Linked DNA regions of Homo sapiens: region 1 is linked to region 2. A link is a contact called in ENCODE Hi-C or POLR2A ChIA-PET data. All regions are on one chromosome and are shown on one strand. Each heading gives the region's core, a stretch centred on a gene start or an enhancer-like site at or near the end of the contact. The rest is flanking DNA. Distances are from core to core; before and after follow the strand shown.

Region 1 (5,924 bases), core at 2,644-5,143, 120 kb after region 2:
TTGTCTATAGACTTTTAGTTCATGAGAGTAGGGGCCATGTTTATCCTGGTCACCATTTAATTCCCATCACTTAGCAGAGTATATGGCACATAGAAAGTCCTCAGGAAATATTTATTGGATAAATTATCTACATTTAAAGTATAACTTTATTTTTTCACATTTGATTAATTTTAATACATATAAATTTATACCTTATTACATAACTTTAAAACCCATTTACATTATAAAGTAAAATACTATTACTTTTTACTTTATAAAGTATTTTTACTTAATTAAAAAGGAACAAATGTGTATTATTCTTGGAAAATTTATTTTATCTTTCCATTTGTCATTTTCTGTTTATGCTCCATAAAGTTTTTATGACTTACAATCATAACATTTTTAGAGTGGAAGTCTATGTAAAATATACCATTTTTGTTATTCTTCTTCAGAATGAAGGATTAAACTGAAGATTAAAAGAAAATTTCCACGAAGTTTTGATTATGACAGCATTGTGGAGCACATACTGGGTTTGAAGCTGCTTTAGTCTTACCTTCAATGAATCCTGAGAAATGCAGTGATAATGCTTAGCATATTATATATATATATATATATTTCTTTTTCTTTTTATATTTTAGATAAGAGTGCCCAGGAGTGGAATCTGGAAATAGAGTCTACATTTGATGTTGTCAGCTCAAAGCCAGTTGGTGGTCAAGTGATCGTAGCCATCCCTAAGTTGCAAACACAACAGACATACAGCATTGAACTTCAACCTGGGAAAAGGATTGTTGAGCTATTTGTGAACATTAGCAAGGTAAATGATGGTACTTCCTGAGAAGCACTGGATGAAAAGCAATACCTGTGCTAAAGAAATGATTAGAAAGGAGGGACTAAGTATGAAAGAAAATTCTACTTTCTCTGCTTATATTTGTCATTTTCTTCTCTATTTTAGTCTCTCATATATTTTCTGTGAGTATGAGCTAAAGAATGATTTTCCCAAACTTTAAGATTAAGAAAATAGAGAATATATTATTAATTTGGCAATTCTTTCTCTCATTTTATTTTTATCATTGTATTTTAATTTTCTGTAGTATTTGTAGTATCCTAAAGCCAAAATACATTCTATGGATTATATTTAAATAGCAGTGGTTATTTTTGATACTTGTCAATTATTTTGATTATTGATACTTATTCTACATGCACAATTTTAATTCTAAACTCATGATCTTTCATATATCAAGGTAGAACGGATTATTTTTATCTTTTCTTTTTCTTTTTTCTATTCCTCTAATTGATAATTGTGTACTGAAAAAGGTGGAGCAAAATAACATTCAGTAGCTGTTGAGATAAAGTAAGAACTCAAAATGATTTTTAGTTTTTGGCTTGAAAGAAGAGTCAACTTCAGAGTCCCATTTTAAGTGTTAAGAATGTGGAATAAATGTAAGCTCGGTGTTAGGGATAGGGAGAGTTGTTTTTCTGAACACTCATGTTATTCTGTTCTTTCCTTTTGCTTTTGATGTATTGATCCATGCTAGATTCCCAGCATGCTGATTTTTAAATATTATCAATGAATTGGTCTGATTGGGCATAATATAGGTGGGGAGACTTACATTGTTTTAGAACCTAGAGTTTTGTACTTGACTATTTGAGAAATTGATGTAATGCTTTGAGCCTTTTTTGCTGAAAATATGACATATTAGAGTGACTTTTAAATTTTCTTAAAAGAATATTACTGTAGAAACTTGGTGGCCTCATGGACATGGAAACCAGACTGGGTACAACATGACTGTTCTTTTTGAACTGGATGGAGGCTTAAATATTGAAAAATCAGCTAAGGTAAGTAAGTAATTTAAAATATTTTGTGAAATAATTTTATTTCTTTTAAAAATAGTAATACAGATCTTCATGGGAAAAGAAGAAACCGTCAAAACTCTTGTGTCCCCACCCATCAGAGATCATCTTTAGTAACAGCATTCAAAAGCTTCTCTCTCTGTGTGTGTATATATACATACATATATATACACACACACATATATATATATATATATATTTTTTTTTTTTGAGACAGAGTCTTGCTCTGTCACTCAGGCTGGAGTGCAATGGTGCAATCTTGGCTCACTGCAACCTCCACCTCCTGGGTTCAAGCAATTCTCCTGCCTCAGCCTCCCAAGTAGATGGGATTACAGGCACCCGCCACCACGCCCAGCTAACTTTTGTATTTTTAGTAGAGATGGGGTTTCACCATGTTGACCAGGCAGGTCTTGAATTCCTGATATCAAGTGATCTACTGCCTTGGCCTCCCAGAGTGCTGGGATTACGGGCGTGAGCCACTGCGCCCGGCCTTATATTTTTAAATGGATCATACTTTAGATATTATTTTGTCAATAAGTAGTCTCCTGCTATGATTTAAAATTGTACCTTATATCAAAATAATACATGTGTAATTTTAAAACTCAAATATTACTAGTAAGTTTATATGAAAAATAAGACCTCTTGCCCATCACTTCCTATTCTTACTTCCTACTCCCCAGAACCAACCATTTTTAACTTTTATTTATTTCCTCTGACATTCTTCTTCATTTTTCTGAATAAGGTGCTTCTACTGGTGTTTTCTGATTTTTCAGTTTTACCCATTTTAGGATATAGCACTAGGAATTGGAAAGAACTGCACTTTGTTATTTATTAGCTATAGGCTACTTACTTAATCTCAAAATATGTAAAATAGGGACAATAAGAACGAGATGGCTTGGATCTGGCTTATAAGAGTCATGGCATATAGTTAGTAGAAATGGTATTAACCCTCTTCAAAGATCTCCTCCTCTCCCAGACACCAGCTTCGGTGTTTACAGTTGGCTGGTGTCACCTCTTACATTTGGTATTTCCTCTCCTGTGGGCCAGACAACATGCTAAGGATGGAGATATGTCCTTCAGGAGTGCATTTTCTGTTTTTCTTTTGTTCAATCATGCTGTGTATTTTCTGAGACACTGTGAATGTGTGTGTGTGTGTGTGTGTGTGTGTGTGTAAGGGGGGAGGGGAGAGAGAGAAAGAGTGTGTATGTGTGTGTGAGAGGGGAAGAGAGTGTATGTGTGTTTGTGTGTGTGTGTGTGTGTGTGCGCGCGCACGCACACATGCACAGAGTTATGTACAGGGAGAACATCCTGGACCCGTCTTAAGGGCCAAAGCATTCACTCTTGTCGTACCCCTCTTGGCTGAGAGGATGTGTGCTGTCTCACACAGTGAGTTTGTTGTGTGTTGTTTTCATGAAAATGTAAAAAATAATGAGTCATTCCAACTTACTACAGAGAAAGAAGAGGAACTTCTGTCTTTTTCTAAGGGAAATAATTCTTTTACATTCAGGCTAATATGACTGTATTATTGTTCATTACACATAAAGATGCCAGCCTTTGAATCGAGCAGCAACAGGAGTTTGCTTTAAGGAGGATGTTTAACTGCCCCACACCTTGAGTTAATGCATGTGTGTGAAATGTGCTCTTTGGCTGTGGCTGCCGTAGAGTTGCTATTTTTTGAGGCTGATTCATTCAGTAAATACTTAGGGCACACCTACTGTGTTTTGGCTATTTTGCTAGGTGCTGGTGATAGAGCTGTGACTAAGACACTGTTTCTGTTTCTCTCTGAGACCTTAGTAGAACTAATGATCTGATTGGGAAGTTCAATCATTAAATGAGCCATTGGAATATATTAGCACTCTAGAGATGTAGAGAGTGCCATGGAAGTGCAGAGCAGGGGCATTCTGGGAAGATTCCCAGAGCCTGTGTCCTGAGGGATAAGTAGAATTTGGCCAAGTAATGTAGCAAAGAGGCGGAGGGAAAAGAACGTGAAGGCCCAAGGACTAGAAAGGATGTTGTGTGTTTGCAGAAGTGAAAGAAATTTCAATGCAGTTGTGGTTGAGTTTGAAGTTGAAGAACAAGAGATGGTGTTGTAAAAGTAGCTAGGACAAAGTCCTGCAGGGCCTAGTGAGCCACGTGAAGGAAGAAGCACTGTCCTGAGTGCTGCCAGGATTCTTGGAAGGATTTTAAGGAGGGGGTAAGGATTATATGCATATTTTACAAAGATTGTGTAGATCAGATTGGAAGGATGGCAAGAGTAGGGGACCAGTTAGAAGACTGTGGTGGTGATTCAGACAAAAAATGAGGATTGGTTGGTCTACAGAACTGCTGAGGAAATAAATCTGAAAGAGATTTAGGATATAACCTCAGCAGGCTTGATGATGTGGGGGTGGGAAAAAAGAAGGAGTTAGGAATGGTTCCTCAGCTGCTGGTTTGGGCTGCTGAACAGGCAGCCTCTGAACAGGCAGGGCAACTCTGTTCATTGAGTTACATTACTCAGAAAGAAGAGAAGGTTTGGGGGAAGGGGTTGGGTGGAAATTATTTCAGTGTTAGATGTGTTTTGTGTGGGGTGATTGAGAGACACCCAAGGAATAATATTTGATAGGTGTTTCATTAGATAGATCTTAAGCTTAGGGATTGCATGTGGGTTAAGGATATAGATGTGTAAGTTAGCAGAATGTAGATAATTGTAGCCATGGTAGCGGATGAAATACCTCAGGGATGGCACAGAGAAAAGAGCTAGGACAGAACCCCAGGCAGTCATAATTAGTAAGGTTGGGGTTTGGGGAGAAGCCAGTAGAAGAATCTAAGAAGGAATGGTTGACGAGGTGGAGGGAAAACCAATTTGAGTGGGGAGTCACAGAAACCAGAGGGAAAGAGTGTTTTAAGAAGCAAAGAATGTTCAGAGTGTTGAATGCTGCAAGGGAGTTCAAGTTAGAAAAGAATTGAGAAAGATTCTTTAGATTTGGTGGCAAGGAGATTACTGGTCACCTTGATCAGCATGGAAATCAAATTGTAGTGGGTTGAGGAATGACTCAAGGTATGGAAGTAAAGACGGTGAATATAGGCAACTCTTCTGAAAGCGTCTGATTGGAAACTATGCTTAGACCAGGTGGTAATGGTGGCCAGTTGGGATCAGATTGGCTTCACATAGGCAACTGAACAAATAAGTAAATATATTGAAGTGGTGGAAGCCAGCCTTTTCATGAATGGAGAAAGGTGGTATCAACATAGAAGGGGGGAAAGCTACAGTGGATTCAAATTGGAGCTAATAGTATGAAGTTATGATTTTCAGTATGTGTAGACAGAGAAATAAATGTCTTTGTAAATGCATGTGTATGTGTGGGTAGACACACACACACACACACACATTTCCTAGTTCTTTTCACACATTTCCTAATCCTTTCTCAGAGCGCCTGGGAAGAGTGGCTCTCTAGTAGCAGTGAGTAGATTTAGGACCCATATGTTGATTTGGAATACCACTCTGTGCTGAAAGCAATCAGGGCTCTTTGGAGAAATGACTGATTCTCGAGCTGGAGCCTGAAATATCTTGCTGTTCCAGGAAGTAAGGAGGTACTCAATAATAATGTGACACATTGAAAGGACACAAGGGCCTTCAGTCTTCAGTCTTCAGTCTTCAATCTACTATAATCTTCAAAAATGTCAAGGAAAGATTGAGGAACTGTCCTACAGTGGAAGAGACTATGTACGAACTGGGTGCAGTGCAGTGATCTTTTTTGTCATAATGTTATTGGGGCAACTGATGAAAACTTGAATGGGGGGGTCTCTGGATTCTTTGTATTATATATAGGAGTTCTTTGTATTATTGTTGGAACTTTATTACAAGTTTGCAATGATTTCAACATAGAAAAGGATACCATTAAGAGAATGGAAAGCAACAGCAAAATCCTGATGGAAAGGGGCCAGTAGCGAGGGAAAGACTAAAAAGAGTTAGAAAGCAGGGAGGTAGTTGAGAGGGCAAGGTCTCTGGGAGGTAGGAGATAAGAAGAGGATGGATTCACTTTGGGATGGGGGGCTCTGTTTTCGTTGTAATAGTGGTGAAAGATAACACATGGGAGGAAAGGATGCAGCTTGAG
Region 2 (5,778 bases), core at 2,346-4,845:
CACTTTTGAGGTTAATAAGGTTTAAATTAATAACCCCCATTGACTGTAGTCTATAATACTATAATTTTTTAAATGGCAAAATGCCCTCTGGGAGCTAAGGTGTCTTAAAAGCTTAGAGCAAATCCTGTTAAATGGGACAAAGTCTCAATTCTTTTTTAATAAGACAAAAACACTTTATGTAGTCTCTTTTCTTTTTCAGTGTTTCTCGAAATTTCAATTTTATTCCATGCTGCTACAGAATACAAACTTACCCAATAAAAATAGCAGCTCCATTGAAAGAGCTTTCCCACAAATTGAAATATTTAAAGCACAGTTACAGGCTTGTGTACTGTTGGTGCATACATTGTTTGATTTGTTCAGTTCCTCAGTTTTGCAGGGAAAGATGTCAACATTATCTGATTTTTCAAGCTATCTATTCAATGATTCTAATTTTCTAAAAGACTTGGAAGCTGGGTTGTTTTTTGTTCTGGCCCCTCAGTTTGTTGAGAGCCTATTTTAAAGATTTCCAGTGGATTTAACAAAATGAACAAAATTTAGAGGACTCATTTATTTCCCCCAACCAAGTCAGTGCCATAGTGGGACCCTTACATAAATTTGTCACTGTGTTTAAATTTGATGTAGTGAATGAAAATAATCATCTGAAGCCAGTATAAAATAGGCATTAAACATTGTTGTCCAAGCTAGAGTGCAGTGGCTCTCCACCAGCATGATCATTTAACACACAAAAACCTGAAACACCTGGGCTTAATCCTGCCTCAGCCTTCCGAGTAGCTGGGACTACAGGCACATGCCACTATGCCTTGTTAAATTAAGATTTGTAGCTCTTCTTCCCATTCCCTGCACCCTTCTGAGAGAGCTTATACTGAAAGTTCTGCATTTTGTGTCCTTGATTTTGCACAGGAAGGCAAAAGATCACAGTTGAGGAAAAAAAGTTACCCACTTTGAAAATCTGTTTCCATTTTTAAATTCCTGTAGTTATAGGGAATAAGTTGTTCTAGTAGACCAAAAGAAGATTAATGTTTTTAGTTATACACGGATGCATTGATATTGTGGTAGACAGTTGATACTGGCTTTATCGTAATTTTTTTTTCTTTTTATGGAGAATGGGGTCTCACTATGTTATCCAAGCTGGTCTCGAACTCCTGCGCTCAAGCTGTCCTCTCGCCTCTGCTTCTCTGTTGTATCTTTTTTATTTAGGCATCCTTTCTTTTGCTTTCTAGTACTTGGTCTTTTGTATATGAGTACGTTCAGCTTTTCTGGGGTTTTTTTTTTGTTGTTTTTGAGACAGTCTCACTCTTTTCCCCAGGCTGGAGTGCAGTGGCGCGATCTGCAGCCTCTCCCTCCCAGGTTCAAGTGATTCTCCTGTATCATCCTCCCGAGTAGCTGGGATTACAGGCGTGTGCACTATGCGTGGCTAATTTTTGTGATGTTAGTAGAGATGGGGTTTTACCATGTTAGCAGCACTGGTCTTGAACTCCTGACCTTAGGTGATCCACCCTTCTCAGCCTCCCAAAGTGCTGGGATTACGGGCGTGAGCCACTGTGCCCAGTCTAGCTTTTTTGGTCTTGTTTTTTTGTTTCTGAGACAGGATTTTGTGTTTTTTTTCTGTCTCAAGACAGCTCTGTTGCCCAGACTGGAGTGCAGTGGCATGATCACAGCTCACTGCAGCCTTGACTTGTTGGGCTCAAGTGATCCTCCCACCTCAGTCTTCTGAGTAGCTAGGACCCCAGGCATGCACCACCATGCCTAGCTAACATTTTCGAAGAGACGGGGGTCTCCCTTTGTTGTTCAGGCTGGTCTCAGTCAAACTCCTGGGCTCAAGCGATCCCTGTCTTTGCCTCCCAGGGTGTTAGGATTACAGGCATGAGCCACGTACCTAGTGGTCTTCTGCTGTTCAAATGGAATCCCAAACCTTACCCTTCTGTGTTATTTCCGTGTTTATATGAGAAAGGGGATATAGAAGATATAGTAGTCCCTAGACTTAATGGGTGTACTGACTTATGCCATAGACTAAACTTAAGAGAAACTGTTAGTTTGAAAATGTTGAAGGCAGTAATGTATTAACATTGGTTCTATTTATTGTCTTTTTTTTTTAACTTGTGATTATTAGACATTGGTTATATCATTGGTAAGATGGAGCTGTACCATCTTAAAAATATTCTAATAAACTATATTTTCATAGTAGATAATTCATATTGTTATGCACAAGTCATGGAACAGTGAACTACATACTTGTTGGAAATAAAACGTTCATATTGAATTGTGCAGACTATATGTTAAGAGCAAACGTCTTTCTACTTACAGAAGTACGCTCTTCAGGGTCAGAATTTCAATCACGAGGTCAGGAGATCGAGACCCATCCTGGTTAACACAGTGAAATCCCGTCTCTACTAAAAAATACAAAAAATTAGCCTGGCATGGTGGCGGGCACCTGAGGCAGGAGAATGGCGTGAACCTGGGAGGTGGAGCTTGCAGTGACCCCAGATTGCGCCACTGCACTGCAGCCTGGAGACTCCGTCTCAAAAAAAAAAAAAATTTCAATAGTTAAAAATGGATGCTGAGTTTAAAAAAAAAAAAAAAGGTTGAGTTGAGAGAATAAGGAGATTAGAAAACAAAAAAGGTACTTAGCCCCATGAGAGTTTTTTTGGTTTGTTTTCAGGTAGAAAATAGAGTTAGTGGATTGGGGAGGAAGGATGGTTCAGGAAGAACAAAGAATTTAAGACAGTTGAGGGCCTCTGAAAGTGGTCTTGGAAGTTCAACAAATAACGTGAATGTTGAGCTCTCTCTGGTCTAAGCTCTTAAACTATGAGAATATCTAATTATAGCTATTTCGGTTTGTAAGAGATTGGCTTTTATGTAAATAAAAAATTTTGTATCAATGTGTTTGCATATATATTTTTACGAACTCTAGCTAAGATGATTGTCTCAGCATATGTTCAGGCATGTTCTCTCTCCTAATGGAATATATTATTTATGTGAATTGTGATGGAGTGTGCCTTTAAAAATAGGGTGAAAGTAACTGAAAGCAGTGGACTCATTTGCTTGTTTTCTTAAATTAAGCTTATGTGACTCACCCATTTTCTGTCTTGGTGTAGGAACTTAGTGATTTGGCCCGTGACCCTCCAGCACAATGTTCTGCAGGTCCAGTTGGGGATGATAGTAAGTAACTTGCAAGTTGATTTTTATGCCTAATTTTTTTTTAAGCTTGTGCATTTTTAGATAACCAGAGTTTTTTTTCTTTTTCTAGTGTTTCATTGGCAAGCCACAATTATGGGACCTGTAAGTATTAAGAATTTTTAAATTTAGTTTTAAGTGAAAATCCAGCATTGATTTGGTTGTAATTTTTAACTTGGTCTGTAGGTTTATTTTATCATATAGTTAATTCTATTTTGGATATTCCATAGTTGTACTGCATTTGAAAGAAAAAACATAATGAGTTAGTCATTTGTTACGTGTACTTTGTGTCTATCCCTGTGTTCACGTTCTAGAGTATAGCCATCTCTATGACCTACCAAACATCTCTGTATCTCAGTTCAGTTTTTCTACATAGCACTGTGTAAAGCATTGTCATGGAACTTCCTGTTATTTATAGAGACAAAGTTACTGGCTCTGATATGCCATGCGTTGTGTTACTCAGAGATCTTATTCTGTTACTGCAGCTGCCAATAATCTAGCTTAATTGTATTTTGATATTTGATTCTTTATAGAACTTCAGTTTATGCAAAATTTGAATATATTTAGGCAGAAAGTGATATTTTGAATATAGCAAAATTCCTTTCTATCCTGGGTAGATAAGCAACTATATGCTGGATAATTGAATATTCAGAATTATGGATACCATCTAAGAATTTCAGAGAATTAGAGCGCACTAAAACATCCTGGGGTAAGACTGTATCTTACACAAATATTTAACTTTTTTTTTTTTTTTAACTTGCTAAGGCGCTTAAGGATTTGTTTTCTAAGTTACATGTGTATCTTCCTGAAAACTGTCTTCCCTTTTTGGTGGTTTTATAAGCAACATAAAGAGCAATAATGTACTAGGTGAGATAATGGTCAGTAAGTAATATTTAGAATTCTAAAGGAAAAAATGCTCTTAGAGTTAGTAGATGAGTCGAATCAACAAGTATTTATTTAGTAATTCTGATTCTAACTTTAGTCATTTTTCTGTCTCAAATGTGAGTACATACTGTGTGCCAGGTAATAAGGATACAAATTGAACATAATAAACATCCCTGTCGATCTTATAGGGAACTTACACTGTATTAGAGGAGACAGATACCTAAAACAAGTGCTGAAGTGTGACAAGATGGAAAATAAGTGATTGGTGAATGAAGTGCTGAGTAGGATAAATTAATGGGAAATTGAAGCAGGGAGGATTAATTTAGAGTAATTAAAATGTTAGTGCCCTAAAGGTAGAAAAACTAAATCAAAGTAAGACATGGCAGGGGTGCAAATATTAAGTTTAATACTTTGAAACGTCCTGGATCATTTTAAAACAAAGTAACATTTAAAACAGTAAAAATAGTCCTGTAATAACGAAATGCACAATCCTGGCTTTGTAGTTATTAAAAGTACTTACTTTTATCTAATTTGGTAGCAATATTGTTTAATTTTAATACACGCAGTTAAATGTTGAGTTACCCAGTTTGGCCCACACGATATTTTTGAAAGTTGGCAGTCTTCAAATAAAAGCCTTCTGAGTAGGCCCACATTCCATAAGCAGTAATGGCTTGGGATGGAATGACAGCTGCCTCCCTTTTTTAGATGGGATATGTGTTTACCACAGTGCCTACTAGGTCAATTCCATATTATCTGCCTAGTGTTTTGTAAAGCAGTTGCTTTTGCAACCTCTAGAATTTTCCCATTTTGGATTACCAGTTTTCAAAGAATGCTATAAAATGCCTTAAAATAAAGCTCATCTTTGATTCAGAGGGTAGTTGATAGTTTCATTATAAAAATTGTCAATACTAAGAAAGCACAGAAGCGTTGGTAATTAAAACTTCTAATTGGATGGTGTGCAGAATAAACTAACTCTTTAAAACTAGTTGGTTTTTCTGCTTGACAGTTTAGACTTTGTTATTTTGAACAACACACTAGTTTTTCCCAAAAGGCAAGGAACATACCTATAGACAATCAAAAGGAAACATGAATGATGAGTGTATGGTAGTAATTTTTTTAGAGAATGGTGTTGCTTATTCTGACAGATTTTTTAGCAGTTTACTTAATTTGCTGTTATTTTGAGAAAACATTTACCTTTTTTCATTTTTTAAATATATATTTCAGGTGATGGCTATTCCTTGCTGAACTTTTTCAGCAACCTTTTAATATAATGACTAGCAGTTTTCTGCTTTTACAAACAGAAGCATGTGATTTTCAGAACCATTTAAATATTAACCTGATTAACCACAACTGCTGGGTTTTGCTTTGGTAGCAGTACTCACTGAAATATGTTTTCAGTTAAAAAGGTTAGTTCTCACTGTTGGTTGGGTAAATTTCAAGAAGGAGTCAAAGATTATAAAAATCCACCCAAAGTACGGGTATTGTCTTGTACATAAGTAAGCACATAATTTAGATGCCAGCTTTAAATAGTTAACTATATGCTTACTGTGGAGTGCACCAATGAAACAACTCATTTTGTTCTTTTGGCTTCTCAATACTTCTTTGTGACAAAGCATCACTGTATAAGATAAATAGTAGCTTATTTTGTGAGTATGGTTGCTCTATGTAGCAAGCAGTTGTGACCTAAAGCAACCCATAAATTACAGATTTAGTGGGAGA

What was found. Hi-C counts contacts between places; a loop is a spot of excess contacts on that map. ChIA-PET counts read pairs that join two places held with the same protein, here RNA polymerase II (POLR2A). Pooled maps may share reads with other maps.
Region 1: a loop to region 2 is called in a pooled map, with 4 times the contacts of the local background. The contact joins two enhancer-like sites. A Hi-C loop is called at or near these places in 3 of 37 single-sample maps with no recorded cell type and 5 of 50 pooled maps. POLR2A ChIA-PET finds 5 or more read pairs at or near these places in 3 of 52 experiments (MCF 10A, activated CD4-positive, alpha-beta T cell and naive thymus-derived CD4-positive, alpha-beta T cell).

What each region holds. Positions count from the first base shown.
Region 1 is chr4:102,685,465-102,691,388 of GRCh38, reverse strand. MANBA (mannosidase beta) reads left to right here. Exons shown (of 17, transcript NM_005908.4): 6 at 618-793; 7 at 1,705-1,815. Among named protein-coding and RNA genes, the nearest start is that of MANBA, 73 kb to the left of the region's middle. RefSeq lists an enhancer at 3,630-3,679. Within about 2 kb of position 3,893, at least 6 of the 41 ENCODE cell types and tissues checked have a DNase peak (open chromatin) inside an H3K27ac peak, as active enhancers do.
Region 2 is chr4:102,807,173-102,812,950 of GRCh38, reverse strand. It overlaps UBE2D3 (ubiquitin conjugating enzyme E2 D3), which reads left to right. Exons shown (of 8, transcript NM_181891.3): 3 at 3,096-3,159; 4 at 3,248-3,279. Among named protein-coding and RNA genes, the nearest start is that of UBE2D3, 17 kb to the left of the region's middle. Within about 2 kb of position 3,595, at least 4 of the 41 ENCODE cell types and tissues checked have a DNase peak (open chromatin) inside an H3K27ac peak, as active enhancers do.